Regions from separate parts of the Homo sapiens genome. Here region 2 is linked to region 1. The links are chromatin loops, found by intact Hi-C in ENCODE. Cell type or tissue: heart right ventricle. All regions are shown on one strand. Each heading gives the region's core, and the rest is flanking DNA. Links, peaks and the distances in the headings are about the cores only.

Region 1 (2,903 bases), core at 292-2,791:
GCAGACATGTCACAGCCCTGGTTATACAGTCAGTGTATAATAAGTGGTAAGCCGTCAGAGGAGGCAGCCGGTGAGAATGGGAGCATCTCAGCAGCCCTCCGCCCCCTGCTCCTGGTTGCAGATGTACCTGTTCTTGGCTATTTGTGCCCCAGCTCCGTGTCCTCCGGTGTGTGTGAGGCCAAGCTCCTGGGGTGGGGACTTGGGGGTGTGTCTGCAGCTCCTGAGGCCAAGACCAAGGCTGAGGCCGAGGCTGAGGCTGAGGCCACCTTGGTGAGGAGGAAATTGCAGGTGGAGAAGCTCGTTGACCGTGACCTTGATCTGACCGTAATTTTGATGGTGCCGATGCCGTCAGCACGCAGGCCTCCTGCCCTCGCCACGACTGGCTCCTGCAGCCCACCTGGCTGAGAGGTGTGCTGGCTCTCGCAGGTTGCAAAATGGGGACATCACCGTCCGCCTGGGCTACAGCGTGCTCGCCGATTGCATTTGGGGAGGGACTGAGGGCTGATTGTGTTGTGGGGATGTTGGCAGAGAATCAGAGAGGGCATCCAAAAAGGCCAACAGTTCGGTGGGGAGAGGAGGCGCAAGGCTGGTTCCTGTTTTCTGGGCTTTGATCGAAAGGGAACAGGGGACACATCTGGGGACAGTCTCCTTCCTGGAGGAAGAAGGGCTTAGGGTGCTGGTGTGGAGTTTGCACAGATGGGGATAATGAGCTGGAGGGTGCTGGGCAGGAGCTGGCCAGTAATAGGCTGACGAGGGAGGCCCTGCTGGCTGGGCCTGGTTTTCAAGTGAGCATCCTGAGCTGCGGGGACCCAGGGGGTCTTAGAGACCTCAGAGCTGAGACTCGGGACCACAGAGGGGTGGGCTGTGCTCAGGGCAACACAGCGGATGGGGCAGATGTTGCGAAACCTGTCTCTCTGCCTCTCTTTCTCCTGCTACAGAACTGGATCCTCCCAGCTCATGGCTGTCAAATCCTTTAGATGCTTCTGGGTTCCATGGGCGCCTTACACTGGCTTCCCTGTAGGACAGCAGACCCTGGGGGTTGGCTCTGATGGTATTCACCATGGGGTACCCCATGCAAGCACAGTGCTTTCACGCCCAGCCTCCCAGCCTGTGGAGTAGGCCTGTGTCTGGCCAGCCTCACTTTGTGGCCAGAGGAGGGAGACAGTGGTTCTGGAGACAGGAGCTGGCCTGGGGCTGCCCTCCCAGCCCCTGTTCTCCCAGCTCATCTCCTTGCCTTGCGGGTGCTGGCCACCCTCCCCCCGCCAGCTCCATCCCCAGCTTTCTCTGCCCGAGCCGTGACCTGTCAGTAGGGGGCAGTGGAGGCCTTGAAAGTCCTTGGAGAGGACTTTGAAGCAGTTTTTACAAATCTGTCCCTGGAAAGTCTCTCCTGTCACACCCCCAGCGGCTCCCTCCCTCCTAACATTTTTCCTGGGGTTGTCATGCAGCGGGGGGTGGAGGAACCCACTAGGCCGTGGATAGAGCAGAGCCATGTTGACACAAACCCTGGCTGAACCCACATGCTCCCTACAGCCAGCGGCCGATCACTGGAACCAGGGAAGTGACCTCATAGCAAGGGCCCGCAGAGCAGCCATCACGCATTCCCGATCTTGGTTTCTGGACCCAGCTCTGGAAAAGAAGCCAGATCCTAGCCACTTGGAGCTGCCTAGGGAAGACCCCAGCCTGGTGCCGGCTGACAGCTCACTGGAACTTTTCATCTGCTTGGCCAGGTGATGCCAAGGGGCAGAGGTTAGAAGTGCTAAGAAGCAGGCCGAGGGTGGTGGCTCACGCATGTAATCCCAACACTTTGGGAGGCCAAGGCGGGTGAATCCCTTAAGGTCAGGAGTTCAAGACCAGGCTGGTCAACATGGCGAAACCCCATCTCTACTGAAAATACAAAAATTAGCCAGGTATGGTGGTGCACGCTTGTAATCCCAGCTACTCTGGAGGCTGAGGCAGGAGAATCTCTTGAACCCGGGAGGCAGAGGTTGCAGTGAGCCGAGACTGTGCTACTGCACTCCAGCCTGGGCAACAGAGCAATACTCCGTATCAAAAAAAAAAAAAAGAAGAAGAACAAGAAGTGCTAAGAAGCATCTGTCTTCCTGATTGAAAAGCAATCTTTGCTGGGCGTGGTGGCTCACGCCTGTAATCCCAGCTTTGGGAGGCTGCGGTGGGAGAGTCGCTTGAGGCCAGGCGTTCGAGACCAGTCTGGGCAACAGAGGTGCTAGGGGTAGTGGCGCTTGCCTGTAGTCCCAGCTCCTCAGGAGGCTCAGGTAGGAGGATTGCTTGAGTTAGGAGTTTGAGGCTGCAGTGAGCTATGACCACACCACTGTACTCCAGCTCCTGGGTGACAGGATGAGACCCTGTCTCAAAAAACAAAACACAAACAAAAAACCAACGTTTATCTTTTGTGATTTTAAAAATCACACCTACTTGTGACAAAATAATTAAATTAGAAAATGTAAAGGAAATGATCAATAATAATTGCGTCCTCCAGACAAACACTGTTAACATGTTCACGTTTCCTTCTAGTCTTTTTCTACATAGACACTCAATACTTATTAATTTGTTTTGAACTAAAGATGGTTTTCTCTGCTTTGTATGAGAACCACCTCAGCCAGGCACGGTGGTTCACGTCTATAATCCCAGAAAGCTGAGGCAGGCAGATTGCTTGAGCCCACGAGTTTGAGACCAGCCTGGGCAACATGGCGAAACTCCATCTCTACAAAAAAACACAAAAATTAGCCTGGTGTGGTGGCACATGCCTGTGCTCCCAGCTCCTCAGGAGGCTGAGGCAGGAGAATAGCTTGAGCCCGGGAGGTAGAGGTTGCAGTGAGCCAAGATCGTGCCACTGCATTCCAGCCTAGGCAACGGGAGTGAAATGCTGTCTCAAAAAAAAAAAAAAA
Region 2 (2,903 bases), core at 319-2,818, 65 kb after region 1:
CTTCTTCCCTGTGTCTCTGTCCCGTCCCTCCTCTTCCTTTTTTTTTTTTTTTTTTTTTGTTTGAGACGGAGTCTCGTTCTGTCACCCAGGCTGGAGTGCAGTGTTGCAATCTCAGCTCACTGCAACCTCTGCCTCCTGGGTTCAAGTAATTCTCCTGCCTCAGCCTCCCGAGTATCTGGGATTACAGTCACGTACCACCCACCTGACTTAATTTTTGTATTTTTAGTAGAGACAGGATTTCGCCATGTTGGCCAGGCTGGTCTTAAACTCCTGACCTCAGGTGATCTGCCCACCTTGCTTGGCCTCCCAAAGTGCTGGGATTACAGGAATGAGCCACCGAGCCTGCCCTCTTTCCTTCTTGTCTTTGGACAAGGATGCCTGTCTTTGGACTTAGGGCCTACCCTAAGTGGATGATCCCATTTGGAGATCCTTAATGAATCTATAAAGAAAGACGTTTTCCAAGTAAGGTCACAATCATGGGTTCCAAGGCCTGGACCTTGACCATGTCTTTGAATGGATGGGAGCCCCTGGGGGGCCACAGTTCAACCCACTCCTGGCGGTGACACCCCGGGAGGGATGGGCCCGAACGTTTCCTTCCCCTTCCTCTCTCTGTCCCTTCATTTCTCATTAGAATGGAAGAGGGGAAGGTGCAGAGGGAAATGCAGCAGGAAAAGCCACTTTGTTCTGGGAGAGCACTTGGCTGAAAGGCCCAGTAGAGCAGGAAGCACAAGTCTCTTAATCTTCCAGGGCCTCAGTTTTCATCATCCACAAAGTGGGTGCAGTGTGCCAAGATTTTAGTGAGTTGAGAGACTGTCCCAAAGACCACAGAGCTTTTTGGGAAGCTGTTGCTCTAAAAAAATGGTCATAATGACAATTACCAGGAGGCATCAGACACTCCTGTGCCACTGGCTAGACATGGGTTATCTCGTTTCATGTCCGAAGCTCCCCGCACCCACCCTCCTTGCAGAGTTGAAGAGGTGCTGTGAGCAGAAAACCTGCCAAGGGACCCAGAACGGGAGGCGGCTCTAGAATCTACAGCTCCAGCCCTGCACCAGACTCCCTCGAGATGGGAGTTCATGCCTGGAGGAGGGTGTGGAGAGGCACACGGGCCTTTCCCCTGTCTGCACTCCTCCCCTACCACCACCCCTGCCGGGCCCACCCTGCGGGAGCTGCCCAGCTGGGTGCAGCCTGGGTGTTTTCCAGTATCCGCCTGTGGTGTCAGGCTGGCTTGCCTCCCCTTGGCCCCTCTGCCTGCAGTTCCTCTCTTCCTCTCTGCCCAAAGAGTTCTTGCTGTTTAGGAAACTTTTTATGAAAGGCAGGTTTGGGAGAGTTAGGGATGGATGGGCCTGGGACGGGCCGGCGGCTTTGCTATGGGCGTGCCTCTGCTGCACCCTGGTGGCCAACCTTGAGTACCGCAGGTGGCCGGTGACAGAAACTGTCAGGAAATGCACAAGAGAGAGGTCCCCGCACCTCTCTGACCTGTGCGTTGTTGAGCACCACTGGCTCCAGCTGAGGAAGAGTCTGGAACCTGTCAGGACAGTTGTGAGGTGGTGGGGCCCACTTTCCAGCAGTCTTATATGAGGACCCTGGAAATGTGCCTTCAGCACTGCTGGGTTTTTATATCAGGGGCCCCATGAGTTCATAGCTGACCTGACACCCGGACTAGTAAGGGCTGTGCCTTGTTCTTGCCTCCCACTTGGTGAACAGCATCTTGAGGTATCTTTCCCATCCTTAGAAACCACCCCAAGTATTGTCAATAGAAATGTGGGGTGTAATTGATCACGCCATGAACTCATTTAATCCTCATGTCCCTGAGAGGCGGGTGACGTTATTATCCACATTTTATGGATGAGGAAACTGAGGGAATGAGAGTAACTTGCCCGAGCCAGGGAGTGGCGATCACACACTCCAACTCCAGCCTGAGAGCCCCATTCTTCCTGCCGGCTCTCGCTGCCCGTCAGTGTTAGATGAGAGTGCTGCTGGTCAGTCTGCAGGAGGTTCTAGTGTGGACACCGCCCTACACAGGGCCGTGGCAGGAGGGCCTAGGCAAAGGCAACCGGCATAGCACTGAGAGCACTTGAGGGCTGGGCAAGGTGGAGGCCCCGGCCCTGCCTGCTGGCCTACCAAGTAAAAACTAGACATTTTTAACTTGGGGAAAAGCCATGTGGCTCTGCGATGGGGCAGCCTGGAGCCAGGTGTATGGGTTCTGCATCCCGCTCCAGCCTTATGCACTGTGGAGCTGAGACAGACACAGTTCTTGCGTTCTCTATGCCTCATTTTCTTTTCTTTTCTTTTTCTTTTTCTTTTTTTTTTTTTTTGAGACGAAGTTTCACTCTTTTGCCCAGGCTGGAGTGCCGTGGCGTGATCTTGGCTCACCACAACCTCCACCTCCTGGGTTCCAGTGATTCTCCTGCCTCAGCCTCCTGAGTAGCTGGGATTACAGGCGCCTGGTACCAGGCCTGGCTAATTTTTGTATTTTTAACAGAGACGAGATTTCATCATGTTGGCCAGGCTGGTCTCGAACTCCTGACCTCGTGATCCACCCACCTCAGCCTCCCAAAGTGCTGGGATTGCAGACGTGAGCCGTGGTGCCCAGCGTCTACGCCCCATTTTCGTAAGATAATGGGGATAACAAAGGAATCACAAGAGACACTTGCAGGTGTGTGAAGACGAAGTTCATCACATGGGAGGGCACCGGGTGTCTTTATTTGCCTTCCCTGCCCGGCTCCCCACCTCCAGTGATGCCGTTCACTGCCCTCCTTGTTAAAAGGCCTTCTGTTATATAACAGTTACACATGCCAGGCACCGCGTGTTCATATAGGAGTTACGAAGCACAGCAATAAAATGACCACTCTGAGATGGCCACCAGCTCGAGCCCGAGGGCACTTGTGGGTGCCCGTGGT

The links. A loop is a pair of places that touch in the nucleus more often than their neighbours do. Peaks named below come from ENCODE experiments on the same cell type or tissue, not always from the same donor. Only the 100,000 strongest peaks of a DNase experiment are listed, where the experiment ranks them.
Region 2: it touches region 1 in a loop (7-fold over the local background); 105 of 110 quality-filtered maps call a loop at or near these places.

What each region holds. Positions count from the first base shown.
Region 1 is chr17:77,428,943-77,431,845 of GRCh38, forward strand. All of the region lies in intron 3 of SEPTIN9 (septin 9), which reads left to right. LOC112268199 (a long non-coding RNA gene) reads right to left here. Exons shown (of 2, transcript XR_002958141.2): 2 at 1-2,360. Among named protein-coding and RNA genes, the nearest start is that of MIR4316, 33 kb to the left of the region's middle. In heart right ventricle, for the core only: a CTCF peak has its summit at 1,297 (motif pointing right); a DNase peak (open chromatin) is centred at 1,389; H3K4me3 peaks cover 450 bases; H3K27ac peaks cover 2,129 bases.
Region 2 is chr17:77,493,729-77,496,631 of GRCh38, forward strand. The region is part of intron 10 of SEPTIN9 (septin 9); the gene reads left to right. Among named protein-coding and RNA genes, the nearest start is that of MIR4316, 98 kb to the left of the region's middle. RefSeq lists an enhancer at 2,699-2,903. In heart right ventricle, for the core only: CTCF peaks have their summits at 1,394 (motif pointing left) and 1,605; a DNase peak (open chromatin) is centred at 1,393.